Regions from separate parts of the Homo sapiens genome. Here region 1 is linked to region 2. A link is an interaction called in ENCODE POLR2A ChIA-PET data of the cell type or tissue named here. Cell type or tissue: MCF 10A. All regions are shown on one strand. Links, peaks and the distances in the headings refer to the core of each region. The heading gives the core; the rest is flanking DNA. Region 1 has its middle 14 kb from the start of IATPR. Region 2 overlaps ITGB1-DT (ITGB1 divergent transcript).

Evidence for each region. ChIA-PET counts read pairs that join two places held together with the same protein. Peaks named below come from ENCODE experiments on the same cell type or tissue, not always from the same donor. Only the 100,000 strongest peaks of a DNase experiment are listed, where the experiment ranks them.
Region 1: POLR2A ChIA-PET joins it to region 2 with 5 read pairs; 5 of 35 experiments call an interaction of 5 or more read pairs at or near these places.

What each region holds. Positions count from the first base shown.
Region 1 is chr10:33,125,506-33,135,901 of GRCh38, reverse strand. No RefSeq gene overlaps it. Among named protein-coding and RNA genes, the nearest start is that of IATPR, 14 kb to the right of the region's middle. RefSeq lists an enhancer at 936-2,135. In MCF 10A, for the core only: no CTCF peak of the experiment used is centred there; DNase peaks (open chromatin) are centred at 6,101 and 6,501.
Region 2 is chr10:33,027,653-33,038,048 of GRCh38, reverse strand. All of the region lies in intron 2 of ITGB1-DT (ITGB1 divergent transcript), which reads right to left. It also overlaps the pseudogene RN7SL847P. Among named protein-coding and RNA genes, the nearest start is that of ITGB1-DT, 50 kb to the right of the region's middle. In MCF 10A, for the core only: no CTCF peak of the experiment used is centred there; a DNase peak (open chromatin) is centred at 5,278.

The sequences.
Region 1 (10,396 bases), core at 4,230-8,229, 97 kb before region 2:
TTAGCTGGGCGTGGTGGCAGGTGCCTGTAATCCCAGCTACTTGAGAGGCTGAGGCAGGAGAATCACTTGAACCTGGGAGGTGGAGGTTGTGGTGAGCCAAGATCATGTCACTGCACTTCAGCCTGGGTGACAGAGTGAGACTCCATATCAAAAAAAAAAAAAAAAAAAAGAAAAGAAAAGAAAAAAGAAACATACCGAATATGTAAAAGCTCCCAATTTTAGCTCAGTGGTTACTTGGCAGATATCAACCCAATGACCACAACCAAGGAGGATTGATTGATTGATTGATTATTTTAGATTCAGGAGGTACATATATTTGTTTGTTACATGGGTATATTACATACCAGTGGGGATTGGGCTTCCAGTGTCCCCAATATACCAGTAGTGAACATTGTACCCAACAGGTAAGTGCTCAACCCTTGTCCTTCTTCCATCCTCTCTGCTTTTGGAGCCCCCAGTGTCTATTATTTCCATCTTTATGATCATTCGTACCCATTGTTTAGTTCCCACTTATAAGTGAGAACACGCGGTATTTGGTTTTCTGTTTTTCAGTTAGTTCACTCAGGATGATGGCCTCCAGCTCCATCCACATTGCCGCAAGAATGGTATATATAAACCATGGAATACTACACAACCATAAAAAGAATGAAATCATTATTTTCATTAGTATTCCATGGTGTATATAGACCACATTTTCTTTATCCAGTCAACCACTGATGGGCACTCAGCTTGGTTCCGTGACTTTGCTATTGTGAATAGTGCTGCAATAAATAGGTATATTATTTATATGGTCTCTTTTCCTTTGGGTAGATACCCACTCATGCACTCATAGGATTGCTGGGTTGAGTAGAAGTTCTATTTTTAGTTCTTTGAAAACTCTCCATACTGTTTATCACAGAGTTGAGCTAATTTACATCCTCACCAACAAAGCGTAAGTGTTCCCTTCTCTCCACATCCATGCCAACATCTGCACAACCAAGGAGGATTTAGCAAGAGGATTTTATTCCTTGCAACTAGTAACAAGAACACCTGGGATAACTCCCAAAGCAGTGCCTCCTCGAGCTGGGGGCTAGGTCCGGTTTTATAAGGATAGGGTAATAAGGTGTGATCTGATTGGATTTCACAATGAAGTGATGTCAAAAGCCACGATCTGACTAGATCCTGCCATGAGGTGATGCCAGGGCTCGATCTGATTGGATCCTGATCCTGCCCTGCAGTGTCCGCTTCTTATTTCAGTCCCCACTCCTCAGTCCAAGCACTTAGGTTCCCCTGTGGTTGCATGCCTTGGCTCATCAGGGCATGCTCATGATCTTCAACCTGGGAGTCCCGGGCAACTGAAAAACAAATCACAACTTTGTTACATAAAAGTTGAACCAGATTGGTCTGGTGCAGCTACAGCACTGGCAATAGTGGAGCCATGGGCTGTGTGTCAGCTGGCAGATGAGCTGGCAGATGATCTGGAAATTAAGGTGGCTGTTTTGCCATCCCGTCTCTTTGAGCTGGTGGAGCCTCTAAGCTGGGACTCTGAGCAGAATCTAGAAATGACTGGTTATCTCCTGTTCACTGATACTCGTCGACTGGAAAATATTACTGGGTACTGAACTGGCACAACTCTGCCTTGAAATGACTCAACCTGCATGAGTGGGGTGAGTCATCGCCCTCTGCCACCTTACAGCACAGGCCCCACGTGTTGGTTTTTATTACCCTGCATAAGGTCCAGGCCTCATTCAAGTAGGACTCCAAGGCTGCCTGTCCTCACTTCCTCCATTAGGAAAGAGGTGACGAAGGTGGATAACAATTTTACCACCTGGGGATGTGGATTTCTGCCTTCTATTCGTCATTCCTGACATAGGTTTGGCAAGTCTGTGGGTGCCTTTGCTCCTTGCTCGCAGCTAGAACTGAGAATCCTAACAGCCAGAGAGGTTATTATTTTTCTTATGTTGTCACTAGATTCCAGCTCTGAAATTGCAGGTAATTATCTCTCAATGACCAGCATGCCATCTTTCTCCTCTCTATTTTACACCCAAGCAGGCAGGATGGTTGCTGTATGGTGCATTTTTATTTAATTAGCTAAAAGGCTTGGATCTGCTTCTGTTACCCATAAATTAATGCCCATTGCAGCATGCCATGTTTATTAGTCATGGTGTGGGATTAGATGTCAAGAACAAGAGCTTCATCTTCATCACTGGGCATTGTCCTGTCCAAAGAAAGCAAATGGTTGAAGAGACCAAAAACAATCTGGAAATCCTGTAAGTAGCATCACATAAGCAAAGCAAAGTAGGCTTTGGCAAAGGGAACACATTCAGTCCCCTGCTAAGAAGAGCCACTGCTGAGCTGAAAGCCCCCATAGCTCTGTTAAAAGTGAGTTAAGGATCTAGAACCAGAAATACCATTTGACCCAGAAATCCTATCACTGGGTATATACCCAAAGGATTATAAATCATTCTACTGTAAAGATACATGCACACTTATGTTTACTGCAGCACTGTTCACAATAACAAAGACTTGGAACCAACCTAAATGTCCATCAATCATAGACTGGATAAATAAAATGTGGCACACATACACCATGGAATAATGGACAGCCATAAAAAAGAATGAGTTCATGTCCTTTGCAGGGACATGGATGAAGCTGGAAAGCATCATTCTCAGCAAACTAACACAGGAACAGAAAACCAAACACCGCATGTTCTCACTCATAAGTGGAAGCTGAACAACGAGAACACATGGACACAGGAAGGGGAACATCACACACTGGGGCCTGTTGGGGGGTGGGAGGCTAGGGGAGGGACAGCATTAGGAGAAATGCCTAATGTAGATGACATTGATGGCTTCAGCAAACCACCATGGCAAGTGTATACCTATGTAACAAACCTGCATGTTCTGCACATGTACCCCAGAACTTAAAGTATTTTTTTAAAAAAGTGAGTTAGGGCACTATAGGAACTGGGCAGGACACACAGCCCAGCCTGGTGGAGTGAACCATGAAGGTGATCCTTGAGTTGAAGCCCAAGATTTAGTAAGAGTTGGCCAGGTGGAGGGTGTGAGCCTACCATTCAGAGGGAGTAGACACATGAACACAGGAGAGAGAAACTGCAGGTGGCGCAGTAGAACTGCAGAGGGGAGAAAGGCACCCTGGGTTCTAGAGGGCAAGGCAGCACTGGATCAGGAAGGTCTTACATGATCTGCATGAAGGATTTTAAGCAGCAGAGCAGCATGATCAGAAGTGCAGTTTCTAAAACTTATGCTGGTGGAAGAGAGGAAGAAGGCAAGAGTGAAAGTAGAGAACCCAGTAAGGAAGCCAGGAAAGAAATGCGGACAGTGGCTGGGCTCTGTGTCTCATGCCTATAATCTCAGCGCTTTGGGAGGTGGAGGCAGGAGGATTGCTTGAGCCCAGGAGTTTGAGACCATCCTGGGCAACATACCAAGACCTCATCTCTACAAAAAATAAAATAAAGAAATAGCTGAACTGGTGGCACATGCCTGTGGTCCTAGCTACTAGGGAGGCTGAGGTGGGAGGATTGCTTTGAGGCTGCAGTAAGCTGTGATTGTGCCACTGCACTTCATCCTAGGCAACAGAGTGAGATGCTTGCTTAAATAAAAAAAAAAAAAGAAGAAATGTGGATAATTAGAAACCTAGGCAGTGGTGGTAACAATGGAAAGAGACAGAGCAGACAGATGTGGGGGACAGTGTGGGGCAGGGGATGTACTGGTCTTTGAGGTTGGTCATCTGGGAGAACATCAGAGCCACTCACTGCAACCAGACACCCAGGAAGGGGAGCAGGTCGGCAGAAGAGGGCACGGGAAAGAAAGATGGAATGATGGCATGTTTCATTTAACCCAGGTTGAACTTGAAGCCTTCCTGTCATATACAGTGTGCACCCATGTGGACTAGTCGCACATGTTCAGGTAACTGTAACATCCTCTGTGCCCCATTGTGACCCTTTCTGCCACCCCTACTGGGGACACAGAAGGAGAAACTGTAGTTAAGTGCAGTGTGAGACTGGGGAAACTGATCAGCTGTGATCTAAAGCAGGGATCCTCAACCCCCCGGGCCATGACAGGTACCAGTCTGTAGCCTGTTAGGAACTAGACCAAACAGAAGAAGATGAGGGGTGGGCAAGCAAGGGAAGCTGAGCTCTGCCTCCTGTCAGATCAGTGATGGCATTAGATTCTCACAGGAGTGCGAACCCTATTGTGAACCGTGCACACGATGGATCTAGGTTGCATGGCCCCTTACGAAAATGTAATGATAGACCAGGCACGGTGGCTCATGCCTGTAATCCCAGCACTTTGGGAGGCCGAGGCAGGTGGATCACAAGGTAAAGAGATCGAGACCATCCTGGCCAACATGGTGAGACCCCATCTCTACTAAAAATACAAAAATTAGCTGGGCTTGGTGGCGTGCGCCTGTAGTCCCAGCTACTTGGGAGGCTGAGGCAGGAGAATCGCTTGAACCCAGGAAACGAAGGTTGCAGTGAGCCGAGATCACGCTACTGCACTCCAGCCTGGTGACAAAGCGAGACTCCGTCTCAAAAAAAAAAAAAGAAAGAAAGTATAATGATAAATGAAATGTGCTTGAATCATCCCAATACCATTTCCTGTCCCTCTCTGTGGAAAAATTGTCTTCCACAAAACTGGTCCCTGGTGCCCAAAAGTTTGGGGACTGCTGATCTAAAGCATTCTCTGAATTCACATCAACACTCACAAAACGCATTTGTGCTCATAGAAATGTTATATGGTTCATGAGAAGAAAAAGATAACAATCTTTTAACTCCAATTTAAAGGACTGTAATCAATTTTTTAAAGGTCTATGAAGGAAAAGCTATAGCCCCATTATAAATTCTGAAAAGAGCCAACTGGTCATGATCCGTTTTGCTACTGAGTAAAAGTATCAAGATTCAGGTAGTTAAGCAATAACAATGAAGAATGCCTACTCTGTGAAAAGGCACCGGGAGATACAGAGATATCCATGACGGCTCACATCCTCAAAGTATTTGTCATTTTAAAGGGCATTCAGGAACAGCAATAGCTATAACTAAAGGTATCTATTTCATAAATAGTGTTAGCTAACTATCGTCAATACGCCAGGGTGAGGAAGACTAATTCTTATTTATTTATAGAAAGATAGGATCTCGCTATGTTGCCCAGACTGGTCTTGAAAGCCTGGCCTCAAGCAATCCTCCTGCCTCGGCCTCCCAAAATGCTGAGAGTAAAGGAGTGAGCTGCCACATCTGGCCTGGGGAGATTAGTTTTGATTGGGTTGTGAGAAACCATGAGTGGCTTCACGGGCCTAAAGTCATGTTAGCCTAGGATGCTCTATGAATCCCCCAAGACCTGGCCTTGGAGGACAAGTAGGATTTCACCTAAATTCCACATGGGGTTTTCTTGCCATCATGAGATAAGAAGGTCACAGTCAAGTCTCAAGCATACACAGCATGTCAAACCATATGAAACAGCCATTTTTATAGGTAAAAGATGGTTGAATATTGAACAATTTCATAGAGTTCAATCTAATAATCCAGCTTTATCTGAATTTAGAATTCCTAATATGAGCTGGGGCTCCTATAACCTCCTGCAGAGGCTTGGCTTGTGGTCACCATAAGCATCTTCACATCAGCTGCTGAAGGAGCAACATTCCACAGAGCCCACTCTTTTCCCAGACCAAGTTTACATGGTTTGAAAACTAGACATTTTGCGCAATGCATTGGTGCTGTCTGCCTCCCTCCCGGGGCTCCCAGTCTGTGAACATTAAAAGAAAATCAATAGGATTAGGTCATGTTTTTGATGGCACGTGCACCTGACAGGCCTCGCATCTTAAATTCTCGCTAAAATAAAAGCTCTTAACCCTCTGCAGCTTCTGGGGGATCCACATTAACTTCTCATTCAACCTTTCCTGGAGTAGATTAATCACAAGAGCCGCACCATTATCCCAGCCCTACTTTGCTGAAACTCGCCCAGTGTTGGAAAACTCAGTTTGAACCCAGTCCTGCACCCCAAAGGAGAATCCTCTAAGGCTGGGCTGAGTCAGTCTTTTTGAAGTACACATGCTCTTTGGAGCTGACTGATTGCTGGCACTGTCAAGTGATGAGGATGTCATGATTCCCCGAAGCTGGGGTCATGAACCCAGAGCATATTTTAAAAATGAATTAGAAAACCATTTCAACATCCATGTGGACGTGAGGAGAAAAATTTGTTGATAAATAATTTAAGTGGTCACATGTTGGCCCTGCCCCAGGACTGTGGACACAACCACAGCATGAGGATGGGATTATTGTGCACAGTATATTAAAATTCACCCCACAGATGGCTTTCTATTTTTAAGGAAGAGCCTTATTCCAGAGTTAGAAAGAAGAATGCTTTGGAAACCCAAAGATCCCACAAGCATTTTCAGACGTTACTTCATTGACCTCTGCAGCCATTCAGGGGAATGGCTGTAGTTGGAGACGTTTGAATGCTCCGGCAGAGGGTGGAGGTGGCCGAGGCCTCACCCCTGCATTGGCAGATACATGCCTTGCAGAGGATGACACACACTCCATGACCACTTTAGAGAAAAGACTGCCTCAGCAGCTTGGCATGGGATCGCCAGCTTCTTTCCTTCTGTCCCCACACTGCCAAGTGTGGGCAGAAGAGAAAAAGAAAAATACTTACTAGAGCCGACTCAGCAATCAGAGAGTTTGGTGGTGTGGAAGTGCTGAGAAGTCCCTGGGACCCCATCAAAAAGAAAGCACCCTGGGTGGGCTGGCTAGAGCATTTGGAGGGAATTCCAAGCCCTCGGTCATCATTTCAACTAGATCAGCCCCAATCACATCTTCCTAAACTGTAATCCAACTTCCTCCCTCTCCTCAAGAGGAGAGAGCCCCAAGGGGGTGAAGGGACCTTTCTAAGGGCACAAAGTGAAACAGTAGAAAGCCAGATCTCTGGGTTCCAAAAACCTGGGGAGGGAAAATTGAGCTAGCAGGAGAAAGGAGAGAACCAGAGAAAAAAGAGAAGATGAAAGAAAAAAGTGCAGAAAGTGAAAATAAAGAGTTGCAAGTGTAGGATACTTTTGTGTCCCCACCCTCATGCACTTCCATGTGGCCTGACTGGCCACCAGGTGGGGACTTGCATCTTGGAAGGTGCCTTAAGGAGAGGCCTAAAATTTGGTCACTGCTCTTGTAGAAAGGGAAATCTCGGGAACTGAGGACCACACGTGCCCCAGGCACTGTGCACACGTGGTCTTTTTCAATGAAACTCAGGCCACGCGGTGGCTCACGCCTGTAATCCCAGCACTTTGGGAGGCCTAGGCAGGTGGATCACTTGAGGTCAGGAGTTCCAGACCGTCCTGGCTAACATGGTGAAACCCTGTGTCTACTAAAAATACAAAAAAATTAGCCGGGCGTGGTGGTGGGCACCTGTAGTCGCAGCTACCTGGGAGGCTGAGGTAGGAGAATGGCGTGAACCTGGGAGGCGGAGCTTGCAGTGAGCTCAGATCGCGCCACTGCACTCGAGCCTGGGCGACAGAGAGAGACTCCATCTCAAAAAAAAAAAAAATATATATATATATATATACAAAAATTAGCTGGGCTTGGTGGTACATGCCTGAATCCCAGCTACTTGGGAGGCTGAGGCACCAGAATCATTTGAACCTGGGAGGCGGAAGCTGCAGTGAACGGAGATCATGTGATTGCACTCCAGCCTGGGCAACAGCACGAGAATCTGTCAGAAGGAAGGGGAAGGAAGGGAAAGGAGAGGAAAGAAAGGGAAAGGGAGGAAAGGGAGGGGAAGAGGGTGGAGGGGAGAGGAGTGGGAAAGGAGGGGAGGGGAGGATGGGAGGGGAGGGGAGGGGAGAGGGAGGGGGGAAGGGAAGTGGGTGGGTGAGGAGAGGGAAGGGAAGAAGGGGGAAGGAAAGAAGGGGAAGGGGAGGGGAGGGGAGGGGGGAAGGGAGGGGAGGGGGCGGGGGGGAGGGGAGGGGCGGGGAGAGAACGCAAGGGAAGGGAAGGGAAGGGAAGGGAAGGGAAGGGAAGGGAAGGGAAGGGAAGGGAAGGGAATCAGTCCCTATTTTGTAAACAACTGAACTGCTGCTGCCATGTACTGGGTTTTTGAGGCAGAGACCCCCTCCCCTCCCAACGCTCATGCTCCCCTGCATTGTAAGCGCCCAGGATTCCTGCCCGCCAGTGCAGGGAGCACAGTGGAAGGGTTGTGGAGCAAAGCGGAGGATGTCTGCGTCCAGGTCCACGTGGTGTTATTATTTCTTTTTGTGATTCTAAACAAGAATCTTCCATTTAGCTTAAAACAACCAAATAAGGCAGCTGAGAGGAAGGTAACATTATCTTTTTCAGTATCTTAACCCTAAATGTCCATTTATTTCCCTGGAATAGAGTGTGGATTTTTGGATTTGTTTTTAGCAGGGAAGGGGAAAACATGGGGGTAATGTTGTTTTGTTTTCTTTCTCTCTCTCTCTCTTTTTTTTTTTTTCAGACGGAGTCTCACTCTTTCATCCAGGCTGGAGTGGTGCAGTGGCGTGATCTCAGCTCCACCTCCCAGGTTCAAGTGATCCTTCCACCTCGGCCTCCTGAGTAGCTGGATTTACAGGCACCATGTCCTGCTAATATTTTTTGTATTTTTAGCAGAGATGAGGTTTCACCATGTTGGTCAGGCTGGTCTCGAACTCCTTACCTCAAGTGATCTGCCCACCCCAGCCTCCCAAAGTGCTGGGATTACAGGCATGAGCCACCACACCTGGCCACGTTGTTTTGTTTTCAATTGAGCTGTGGATGGTAAAGATTTCCTGGACTTACTGAACTTGAGGGAATGCGCAGCACTGTCTAAAAGCCTGTGCCTGATTCAGAGGCACTAAAAGAGGCTGTGGGTGATGGGGTGGCATCAGCTAGTGGGGTGGGGTGGCAGAGGGCACGTGGCACCAGTCCCCAGCAGAACCTCCCATATCCTGCTGCTGCCCGCCTCCTCTGGGGCCACAGACGGTATTTCTCCTGCGGGTAGGTGAGTAAAATGTATGGTTTAGAAATGAGGATGAATAGCAAAGAGAAAGTCCTTGAGCATCTAGCTGAGGGTGGCTGCCAGGGGTGAGGGTGTGGGAGATGGGCATCATGGTTAAGAGGAACCCTGAAATAAAACATGCCGTCTTGCTTTGCTTGCTAATTATTTCTCCTCTGTGACTCCCAAACTAGTATGTTGTCCCTGAGGTCAAGAGTCATCCGACTGATGCTTGAGCCCAGGAGTTTGAGGCTGCAGTGAGCTATGATTGCACCACTACCACCACACTGCAGCCTGGATAACAGAGCTGAGACCTCATCTCTAATAAATAAGTAAATATTTTTTTAAAAAATTATTTTAAAGAGTCATCTGATTGACAGTCCTCTTTTCTGGAGCTGCAAAGGGCAGGCCCAGGCAGCCCATCTTCCCCCAGAGTGAGCATAAGTTTACAGAGATCTGGGTGTAGCTTAAGAGCCCAGAGAACAAGAGACAACTTGAAAGTCTTTAAGTCCCTGGCAGGCAGGAAATGTGAGCTTATCTTCTATTCCTCATGCGGCCTGGGCAGAACAGACACACACACAGGATGTGACCAACACAGATCTATGCACTCGTTTTTGGGAACGGCTGAGCAGAAGAGCCATGTTTCCCGGAAGCCTGCTTTCAGCCCAGAGAAAACTCCAGAAGGGTCAGCTACACCCTACTCTCCTCTGGCTTGAGAAGGACTGGCTGACCCACCTCTTGCCCCGACTATGAATTCTGAACCGACTTCCTAAGAATATCTCAGATCTCAAGAGAGAAGTAGGGCACGGGCGAAGTCGGAAGCATGACCACATTCTCCTTTCATAGAAATGAGCAGGAAATGGAGGCAGGGACACAGCTTTTGGAAATAGGTCAAGCAGAGGGAATGGCTTGGAAAATCACCTTCCATTTGCCTTCAGAGGCTATTAAACATGAAAGGAAATTCCCAAAGCAAGAAGTGAGATATCCGCGCCTGTCAATCTCAACAAATACCCTAGATACTCAGCACTCTGTAGTGATTCCAGGGGTGATGGGCCCTGGCCAAGGGCAGGGGAAGAGAGAAACCACCCCTCACAATTCCTCTGTTCGTAGCATTACAGGCTTAAGGTCTGATTTCATTGTTAAATCCACACTCACAAGGTGACACACTCTATTTGAGCATTATTATTCATATCATACAAGTAACTTAGTAGGCATTCCCTGAATCTTCCTGGTGCTTTAAAAACAATGCCCACTAGTTTACACACTTTCTAGGAATGTATAAAAGAAGACATGTCTGCTGATCAGCCGACCTCATGGCCTGTGGCGTTTAGCACGAAGCACCCCTCTCTGGCCCTGGAGAGGGCTTTCATTTTTGTGCCTCCCAAACTTGGCCATTCCTTTTTGGCATTGTCTTCTGCTC
Region 2 (10,396 bases), core at 3,365-7,364:
CCTCTGCTTGGGTTTTGTTCATGCCCCCTGGACTCCTTCTGCCTACTCGGTCCAGCAGGCTCTGCTTGGCTGATGCTCCCGGCCCAGATCCCACGCCTGCCAAGGGCGGGTCAGGTGCAGAGCAGCAAGGGGTGTGAGAGCGAGTGAGCTGGGGATCTAGCCACTGCATACAACCAGGTGTGCTGGCTGAGGCAGGCTGGGCAGCTCAAGGTGCCAGCTCTGTGCGAGGCTGCGGCTGGACCAGACAACAAGCAGCTTCTGCTGCAGGCACCAGTGTCTGGACAAGGCTAACATGATGGTGCCCAAAAGCTCAGAGACACCAGGAACCACAGAGCCCCAAAGAGGGTGTTTCAGCAGGTAACATCCCTGGCTCAAGGAGGTCTGGGCTCCCAGAAGGGCCACAACTCTTCTCTCCTCATCGTCCACAACACGATGAGCAGGGAGGCATGTTTCAGCCCTGCTTGTGGTACAGCTCTTTCAGTCTGCCATTCGGGGGGTCCCAAGCTCTTGTCTCAGGTCCAGGAAGAATGAGGTTGGCAGACAACTGGAGGGTGAGCAAGGTGAAGAGGAGCTTTACTGGCAACAGAACAGCTCTCAGGAGACCTACAGTGGGTAGCCCCTTTCCACAAGCAGGTCCCACCAACGACTGTATGAGTCTGGCTCAGTCTGAGGTTTATAGGAGCTCAGAAGGGAGGAACTGCATGCTGATTGGTCCATGGGTGGCCATGGTTGGGCCTGGAAAAAGCACCTTGAGTTCTCACTCCTGGTCTTGGACTCCATCTGGAACCAGCATCCCAGCCCCCTCTCCTTCCCACCTAGGAAACTGTCTGCCTCCTGCCACCATAAACATGCCATCCACGACACCCAGGCTGTTCATGCTGAGCTTCCCCTAGCCCCCGGGCCTCCCTCTCAGAGTTCGTCAGTGCCTGAAGTTTCAGAGGGGGCTGAGAAGGCCAGGGGGGGATGATGTGTCACTGCGGCCCTGAGTGTGTGCACACCTGGCTAGGTCACGACAGCGCCCAGGCTCGGCTTCAACTTTGCTTCAAGATCAGAGTGGGCATCGGAAGCAGGGAGAGACAAGAGAGAGGGAGCAGGCTTTCTGAGCCTGACAGGGCAGGGAGGCTTCCTGGGCCCCCGAGAGTGCAGGGATACCTGGGTCTGGAGCCATGGCTGGGCAGCTGCGCCCGGGAGCACAGGGTTCCCGCCCCACCAACTCGGTAGGGGTCAGGGCTTCTGCCTGTTTCCAGCCCCCACTGGCTCCACTGAGCACACAGCCCTGGCCACGCCTCCCTCACTGCAACTGGCATCCCTGCGGCTGCTGCTGCAGTTGGGCCGCCACTGCCATCGGTAGCGATACAAACGACCTACCAACATATACGGCTGCTACTATGCTTATAGAAAGTGCCATTGGCCAGGCACGGTGGCTCATGCGTGTAACTCCAGCACTTTGGGAGACTGAGGCAGGCAGATCACTTGAGTACAGGAGTTCAAGACCAGCCTGGGCAGCATGGCAAAACACTGTCTCTACCAAAAATACAAAAATTAGCCAGGCATGGTGGTTGCACGCCTGTAGTCCCAGCTACTCAGGAGGCTGAGGTAGGTGGATCGCTTGAGCCCAGGAGGCAGAGGTTGCAGTGAGCCAAGATCATGCCACTGCACTCCAGGCTGGGCAACAGAGAGAGAGAGACCCTGTCTCAAAAAAAAAAAAAAAAAAAAAAAGCTTATCAGATATTAGTAATTATAGTTTTGATAGAATACTATGAAAGTATACTTATTTATAAAAAGTCATCTGCCACGACTGTATTTTTGTAGACTTTGTTTACAAACTTGCTGATATTTGGACTATATTGCTTGTATGTTATTTGATTAAACAGTTTCAGGTAGGTAAACTATACCTAGACTAGGAAAATTGCATCTTAGACCTAACTCTAATAAGTAATGTATTTTCCAACATCATTTTACTTTTGAACAGCTAAATTAAGTAGACCGCTAATATCTGGGACAAGGTACTAAAGAGAATCTCACCAATATTTAATACCCAACAATTAAATGGTGAAATAACCCTAACCTTGAATTCTCTCACAAGTTTAGGTTATGCCCTGAACATTACATTTATGCTATAATTTTGTTTCATTTTGGTTTAAAGAAAGAAATTCTAATGGACAATGCCTTATTGAGCAGCTGTGGTCAAATATTTATTAAAAAGGACGTATTGATTTGCAGATTAAAACTGACCACATATGAACTCTTCTTTTCCAGTGACATTCTTATTTAAGGTATTGATTAAAGACTTTTTATGCAGAAAGCATTTTTCTTGTCAGCTCAGTTATGCTGGCTTTTGTAATAAGCTAATTTGATTTCCTTTTTTAACCTTTGTTTGATTAGGGGAACAGACATTTGCATTAAAATTCAAGAGAGATGAAGTCTATCATCGATCTTGACTTCCTCATGGACCTCTTGTACTCAGCGAAAGATGATTTAGAGAATGTCAAGAATCTTGGAACAACCGTAATGAGAGAGAAAAAAAAATCACTTCAGACTTATATACCAGGAAGGGCTTATTTGACAGAAAGGGCAATTGCATTTGGTGGATATGTTTTAGAGAAATCAAATCCAGGAAGATTAATTTTGTTCTTAGGCCAAATCATTAAAATATCTATGGGATAAGCTGCCATTAATAAAGTACTTGCTAGTTAAACCAAAACATTTCAAAACATCCAAAGAGTTTAAGCAAAACATATACATTATTACTTGTCACAAAGGGATACTAAAAGTAAATTCTAGTATTTCTTTATAAACATGTTCCTAGTAAAACACTAACTTCAGACAGGTTTGGAATTTAATCCTCTATTGCTTTCTCTGAGAATTGTGGGGGTAAAACACTAATAGATTAGCCCAAGTCTTTCATGAGTGTACCCAGGATTAATCCTCTTTCACAATAGGACTCAAAGCTATTTGCAAATTTTTTTTTAATTAAAAAAAAAGTTTTTAGGCCAGGCACAGTGGCTCACGCTTTAATCCCAGCACTTTGGGAGGCCAAGGTGGGTGGATCATGAGGTCAGGAGTTTGAAACTAGCCTGGCCAACATGGTGAAACCTTGTCTCTGCTAAAAATACAAAAATCAGCTGGGCATGGTGGCGTGTGTCTGTAATCCCAGCTACTCGGAAGGCTGAGGCAGGAGAATTGCTTGAACCCGGGAGGTGGAGGTTGCCATGAGCCGAGATCAGGCCATTGCACTCCAGCCTGGGCGACAATAGCAAGACTCCGTCTCAAAAAAAAAAAAAGAAAATCGAGACAGAGTGTTGCTCTGTTGCCCAGGCTGGAGTGCAGTGGCATGAACAGAAGGCTCACTGCAGCCTCAACTTCCTGGGCTCAAACAATCCTCCTGCCTCATCTTCCCAAGTAACTGGGACCACAGGTGTGCACCACCACACCCAGCTAATTTTTAAAAAATGCTTTGTAGAGATGGGGTCTCACCACATTGCCCAGGCTGTATTTGCAAATCCTTATAGTTGACTTGGCCCCTGTAGCCTCTTCCTAGACAGAGACCAATGTATTTCTGTGCCCTCAATAGCTTAGGTCCATTGCTCATTCTCGTAATCTTTATTTGGATCTTTTCTGGAAGTGGAGGCTCCTTCCATTTTCCGAGGAGTTCCATTGGAACTGGAATTTTCATTTCAAGAGGAACTGAGAATCTACAATGAACCTCATGATGTATTAAATATTTAAGAGGACCCATGGAAAGTATATCAGATAGGTCCACCCACCTCTTCTGTTATAACTACTCAGATGTCAGGAGTTCGAGACCAGTCTGGTCAACATAGTGAAACCCCGTCTCCACTAAAAGTACAAAAAATTAGCAGGGTGTGGTGGTGTGTGCCTGTAATCCCAGCTACTCGGGAGGCTGAGGCAGGAAAATCACATAAACCCGGGAGGCGGAGGTTGCAGTGAGCCAAGATCGTGCCATTGCACTCCAGCCTAGGCAACCGTGCAAGACTCCGTCCCAAAAAAAAAAAAAAAGATAAAAGAAAGAAAAGAAAAGAAAAAAATGTAATTAAATCTGGAAGTAGAAGATATTTATCATTTGGCCTGAGAAGTCAATCTAGTGTTTTTTTTCTTCTGTAGATAATACTATAAAATTATATATTTAATAGATATTTCATATGTAAGGACAGCAAATAAAATGAGATGGTGCACATGTGAACATATTTCTATTTATTTATTTATTTTTGATACAGAGTCTCATTCTGTTGCCCAGGCTGGAGTGCAATGGCACCATCTCTGCTCACTGCAACCTCTGCCTCCTGGGTTCAAGTGACTCTCCTGCCTCAGTCTCCCAAGTAGCTGGGATTACAGGTGCCAGCCACCATGCCCAGATAATTTTTGTATTTTTACTACAGACAAGGTTTCACCATGTTGGCCAGGCTGGTCTCAAACTCCTGACCTCAGGTGATCTGCCTGCCTTGGGAAAATATTTTTAAATTAAGAAAAATAATACAACAGAAAATACTTTGAAATTCCATGAAGTGAGGCTCTTTTACAGGAAAGATGGCACTATTTTATTTCATGTCTAACTAACAATTGAGGAAAAATATTCCATTTACAGTAACAAGTTTCCATACTCTTAGTGGTACAGAAGCAGAATATCTATAAAACACGGCTGAGGAATTTAAGAGAAGTATTTTCCTATGTCCCATATGAGCAAAACATTTACTGTTCTTTCATGTCATGAATCCAAAAGTATCTATATTATGTTTTATAATGTGTTAAAATCTATATAATGTAATTCAAAATTCATCCAGAGGATAATATATTTATGTATTCCTCAGGCAATTTTAGTTGAGATATTCATTTGGACTTTAATTTTAAAAATCATGCTAAGCTTCTATCCGCCTTGTTTCTCCTGTTTCACGGCAGAGAAAATAGTTCTAGCACCTGGGAAATCCATCAGATTCATCCCAGTGGAGGCTTTGAGAGCAGACACATCATTTTTTCAGACTTCAGTTGCCCTTCAAATCCAGTAAACAGAATTCCTTGTCTCATAACACAAGGATTTTACATGAGTATTTTATGTGTAATTTATCAGAATAGCTGCCAAGACATTCAAATTTGTTTTAAAAAGACAGGAGCTTTGTAGCAGACAGGCTCGGGGTTTAAAACCCAGATTTTGCATGCTCTTCATTTTCACTGCGTTCTCTGAAGTTCAGTTTATTGGTCATTGCCACGTTATGAGTCTTGTCTCATCCGGTTCCTCAACGCTCAAAGCCAATAATAATTGCTAACTATGACTAATATCATGTGGAAGGTCGGAAAGTTCACTGCTAACCTTTGTTCCAGCTCAAAATGTTTTCAAGGTTAATAGATTGATTTTGAGCTGAGATAGGATGCATTTATAAAATGGAAGAAAATGAAAAATTTGGCATCAGATCATTTTAAATGATTCATTTGTTACATCTGGATTGTAGCCATGAAATTCATTTGATATATATCACATCGTTATAGTCTAACCTAGATGCTGGAAAATAAATTAATGATACATTTTAACATCAGACAATTTTACATACACACACTCACATATACTCCAGGATGAGAATTAGGGCATTATCACTTATTGATCACTCTAGCCAGGAATATGACATATGTAAAATAGAGCCTAGCCTCTTTCAAAGACTGAGACTTCTCTAAAATACAGCTAAGCTAAAACTATAGTTCTAAGAGCCTGGCTACTAATTGCGTCCTTTAATCTCCTTGCTTGAAACAGAGAGACATAAAATCTCAGACCTTGTCTGAGTTCTGTGCTTGGTAGACTTTGGGGAGCCCTGGTTCCAGTCTACAGAGGTCTTCTGTTTTGCTCACACCCTTGGTTGGACTTGAGGAGGACTCTAGCGTCCCAGAAAGATCGTTACTACCAGCTGTGTCCGGGTTCATTTTTGCAATGAGTTTCTGAGCTTGACTTTCCATTTCAGTTTAGTGATTGGGGAAATCCCTGGCCTCTGGTGCTGGCCTGGACTTACAGTTTGGTCCAGCATTGCCATAACCTGGCCCACCAGATAAAAGGCAGCATTTCCTTGGAGAGTCTTCTGGTGTCATAAGATGTGTGGTCCTTATTAAGGACAAGTCAGCAGGGCATGGTGGCTCACAGCTGCAATCCCAACACTTTGGGAGGCAGAGGCAGAAGAGTCACCTGAGGCCCAGAGTTTGAGACCAGCATGGGCAACAGAGTGAGACCCTGTGTCTATAAAAAAAATTTAAAAAATTAGCCAGGCATGGTGGTGCTTGCCTGTAGTCCCAGCTACTCAGGAGGCTGAGGCAGGAGGATTGCTTGAGCCCAGGAGGTTGAGGCTGCAGTGAACTGTGTTTGGGCCACTGCACTCCAGCCTGGATGCCAGAGCAAGACCCTGCCTCTAAGAGAGAAAAAAGAACAAGTCACCAAGGCCTGTCGTTTCTTCCTTTCAAACGTTCAATTCACCATTCCTTCATGGTCCATGATATCTAGATTATTAATTTTATGCTCTCGCTAGATTGCCTTTATTTTCAGGCTCTTCCTTCCCATTTCCTAATTAATCAGCCCAACAACGATCAATATATTAGCCTTCCTCCAAAAACATCCCCAGTGACTTTCCCTTATCTACAGAACTGCTCACAAGCCTCTGGGCATGGCTCCCAAGGTTTCCTGCCTGTTCTGTGGCATCCCTGTTCCTTGTCTTGCGTTGTCCCCTCTGTTCCCCGGGAGCAGACAGATCTGCCATCTGCCTTTCACTCAGCTCTCCCATCCTAATGGCATGGGCATGGGCCATCACTTCATATGAATCTCCGATCTTCACCTCTGTACAATGGTAGAAATAAAACCTTCTTTATTAGTTGTTGTGAGGATTAAACGCACGTGGCGGAAAGGTCCTAAGACAGTTTATGGCACATGGCAAGGGCTCAATGTGCTTGTAAGAGGTCTTCGTTTCTGGCCCACAGTTTTTAATGCTTTTGGAAGACCCTCTACCTTTCCTAATCCCACCCACTCTTTAAGTCCTTGTGAGATTCCATCTCCTTCTCAAAGACTGCTGTGATTAGGCTGAAAAAAATCTAAAAAGCAATTTAGTGTTTGATCACATCCTATATTTTATTATTTTCAAGTTTTTCAGGGGTGATGGTCTTGCCTTCTCAACCAGATTATAAACTCCAGAAGGACAAACTAAAACCTTAACCTCTGTCATGAAAATCTTGGTCCTTCATGACCTCACCTGCTCCCTGCATTCAGTCCTTGCCCTGAATATTTCTGGGGGGCTTCAGAATGTGTCTACAGGGTTCATTAATATTTCCCCTTTGGGTCAGGAATGGTAGCTCATTGCCTGTAATTCCAGTGCTTTGGGAGACCGAGGCAGAAGGATCACTTGAGGCCAAGAGTTCGAGACCAGCCTGGGCAACATGGTGAGACTCCCATCTCTACAAAAAATACAAAAATTAGCCAGGTGTGGTGGTGCATGCCTGTAGTCCCAACTATGTGGGAGGCCGAGGCAGGAGAATCCCTTGAGCCCAGGAGTTACAGGCTGCAGTGAGCTATGATCATGCCACTGCTCTCCAGCCTGGCACACAGAGTGAGACCCTGTCTCTAGAATATATATATTTCCCTTTTGCAGTATCAGCCCCTGCTGAGCACTGCTATGCCTGCTGAAAACAGCCTCACCTGCAGTTCCCATACACTGCTTGAGGCATTTCCACTTGGCACTGTCACCCACATCAAGTCTGCTCAGCGCACCTGCTGCTCTGCCTGAAGGCTGTCATGACCACTGCTCGTCATCTCATTGGATGGGGCCCTCAAGTCCTGTTTCTTGTGTCTCCGATGTCTTATGAGAGCTTTTAGGAAAACAGTCCTTATTTAGGGAAACATTGTTCCTAAAATAGGACTTCATTGGAAGACAGCCAGGAAAAGAATCAGAGGGATACAAAAATAAAATAAAATAAAATATTAAAAAATTTACAAAAGAAAGAATCAGAGAGACAGATTCCAAATCACCTCATTCAACCTGTAGGCAAGGTTTGATTGCTGGGTTAAGTCTGCAAACCTGGTTGCCTCTTTCTTTTTGACTGGGTTTGCTTCTAGGCACCTCACTGCCTCAAGCAAGTAGACATCTAATGAGCTTCAGACCAGTGCAGCAGCCACACCTCATTTCCAGTGCCAGCATCCGCTTATCTGCAAGTTGGATCCCGGCTTCACATTCTTGAACCCATCATGGTGCCTGGCTCTCTGCTGGGCTCACACATAAAAACTAGGCAAAGACCAATAGACCAACAATCTTAATCCAATAGCAGACATCAAGGTAATTCTGGGCATTAGGTTCAGTTTGGGCCACGGAGTTTTATTTTTAAAATTCCTGTTCTAGGCCAGGCACAGTAGTAGCTCACACCTGTAATCTCAGCACTTTGGGAGACTGAGGCGGGCAGATTGCTTGAGCTCAGGAGTTCAAGATCAACCAGGGCAACATGATGAAACCCAATCTCTACAAAAAAATACAAAAATTAGCTGGGCATAGTGGTGTGTGCCTGTAGTTCCAGCTACTCAGGAGACTGAAGCAGCAGGATTGCTGGAGGCTGAGAAGTTGAGGCTGCAGTGAACCATGATTGTGCCACTGTACTCCAGCCTGGCTGACAGAGTGAGACACTGTGTCAAAAAAAAAAAAGAAAAGAAAAATTGAAGCAGTAATTAAAAAAAACCTTCCAATCAAAGTAAGTCCTGGAATTATCAGGGTACAGTGGCTCACACCTGTAATCTCAGCACCTTGGAAGGCTGAGGTGGGAGGATGCCTTATGGTCAGGAGTTCAAGACAAGCCCTGGCAACACAGTGAGACGCCATCTCTACAAAAAAAAAAAAAAAAGGTAAAAAATTAGCCAGGCATGATAGTGCACACCTGTTATCCCAGCTACTCAGGAGACTGAGGTGGAAGGATCACTTGAGCCCAGGAACTTGAGGCTGCAGTGAGCTATGATTGTGCCACTGCAGCCTGGATGACAGAATGAGGCTCTGTTTCAAAAATAAAAATAAAAAATAGAAAATAAATAAAATTTCTTCTCTGAAATTGTTTTTCTCCTCTGTCTCTGTTATAAAAGTGAAACTAAAAAGAAAATAAAGTCTGTTACTTAAAACATACATATAGGGGAATTTATCGCACATCTAAGTTCAAACAACCAGGTTGAAGAATAATAAGCTTTGCAAAAACATCTGTTTGGAAAAGAACTGATTTTGCATATTGCACTTTAGATAGCGAAGACCAAAATGTTTCCAAACCCTGGAAGGTGGAGGCCACATTAAAGAAACTTGCTCAGCCTCCACCTTCTAGGGTTTAGAAGCATTTTGGTCTTCGCTATCTAAGGTAGAGGCCACATTAAAGAAAGTTGTTCAGGGCTGGGCGTGGTGACTCACGCATGTAATCCCAGCACTTTGGGAGGCTGAGGCAGGTGGATCACTTGAGGTCAGGAGTTCAAGACCAGCCAGGCCAACATGGTGAAACCTTGTCTCTACTAAAAATACAAAAATTAGCTGGGCATGGTCGTGGGCGCCTGTAATCCCAGCTACTCGGGAGGCTGAGGCAGGAGAATCACTTGAACTCGGGAGGCGGAGGTTGCAGTGAGCCGAAATTGGCACCACTGTACTCCACCAGCCTGGATGACAAGAATGAAACTCCATGAAAGAAAGAAAGAAAGGAAAGAAAGAAAGAAAGAAAGAAAGAGAGAGAGAGAGAGAGAGAGAGAGAAAGAAAGAAAGAAAGAAAGAAACAAAGAAAGAAAGAAAGAAAGAAAGAAAGAAAGAAAGAAAGAAAGAAAGAAAGAAAGAAAGAAAGAAAGTAAAAGAGAAAAGAAAGAGAGAGAGAAAGAAACTTGCTCAGGGTAACTTCTGAAGGCTACCAGAAGTCTATTGGCCTAAGAACTTAAAACCGCTCACTCACCTCCTGGGTGTCATCACCCACTGCCCCTGCTTCAGGCAAGCCTTATCACAGACTGGCACACTCCCATTCTCCTTTGGCCCTAATCTTCCCTGAGAAGACCAAGGCAGTCCCTCCAGGCCTCAGTAGAACCTTGGCACTAGAAATCTGTTACACAGAAGTGCACCAGTCTGAAGGAGTCCTCCCTGGATTCTAAAAGTGAAATGAGAAAAGGGGAAGGATAGTTTAAAGGAAAAAAATGATAAAGGAGAGAAAGAAAGGTATCATGTCTGTATAGGGTGGATCCTCTAGGTTTTGGTCTCCTAAATGCAATGGCTTTACTTGGTTGCTTTAAGGTTTTTAAATCTGAATATAACACCTTACAACAGGTATGTGGCCCATACCAAGGTATACACACATATTCACACAGACTCTTTCCAAATTGAAAATATTAAGGCAAATCAACAAGGGATTCATTTCACAG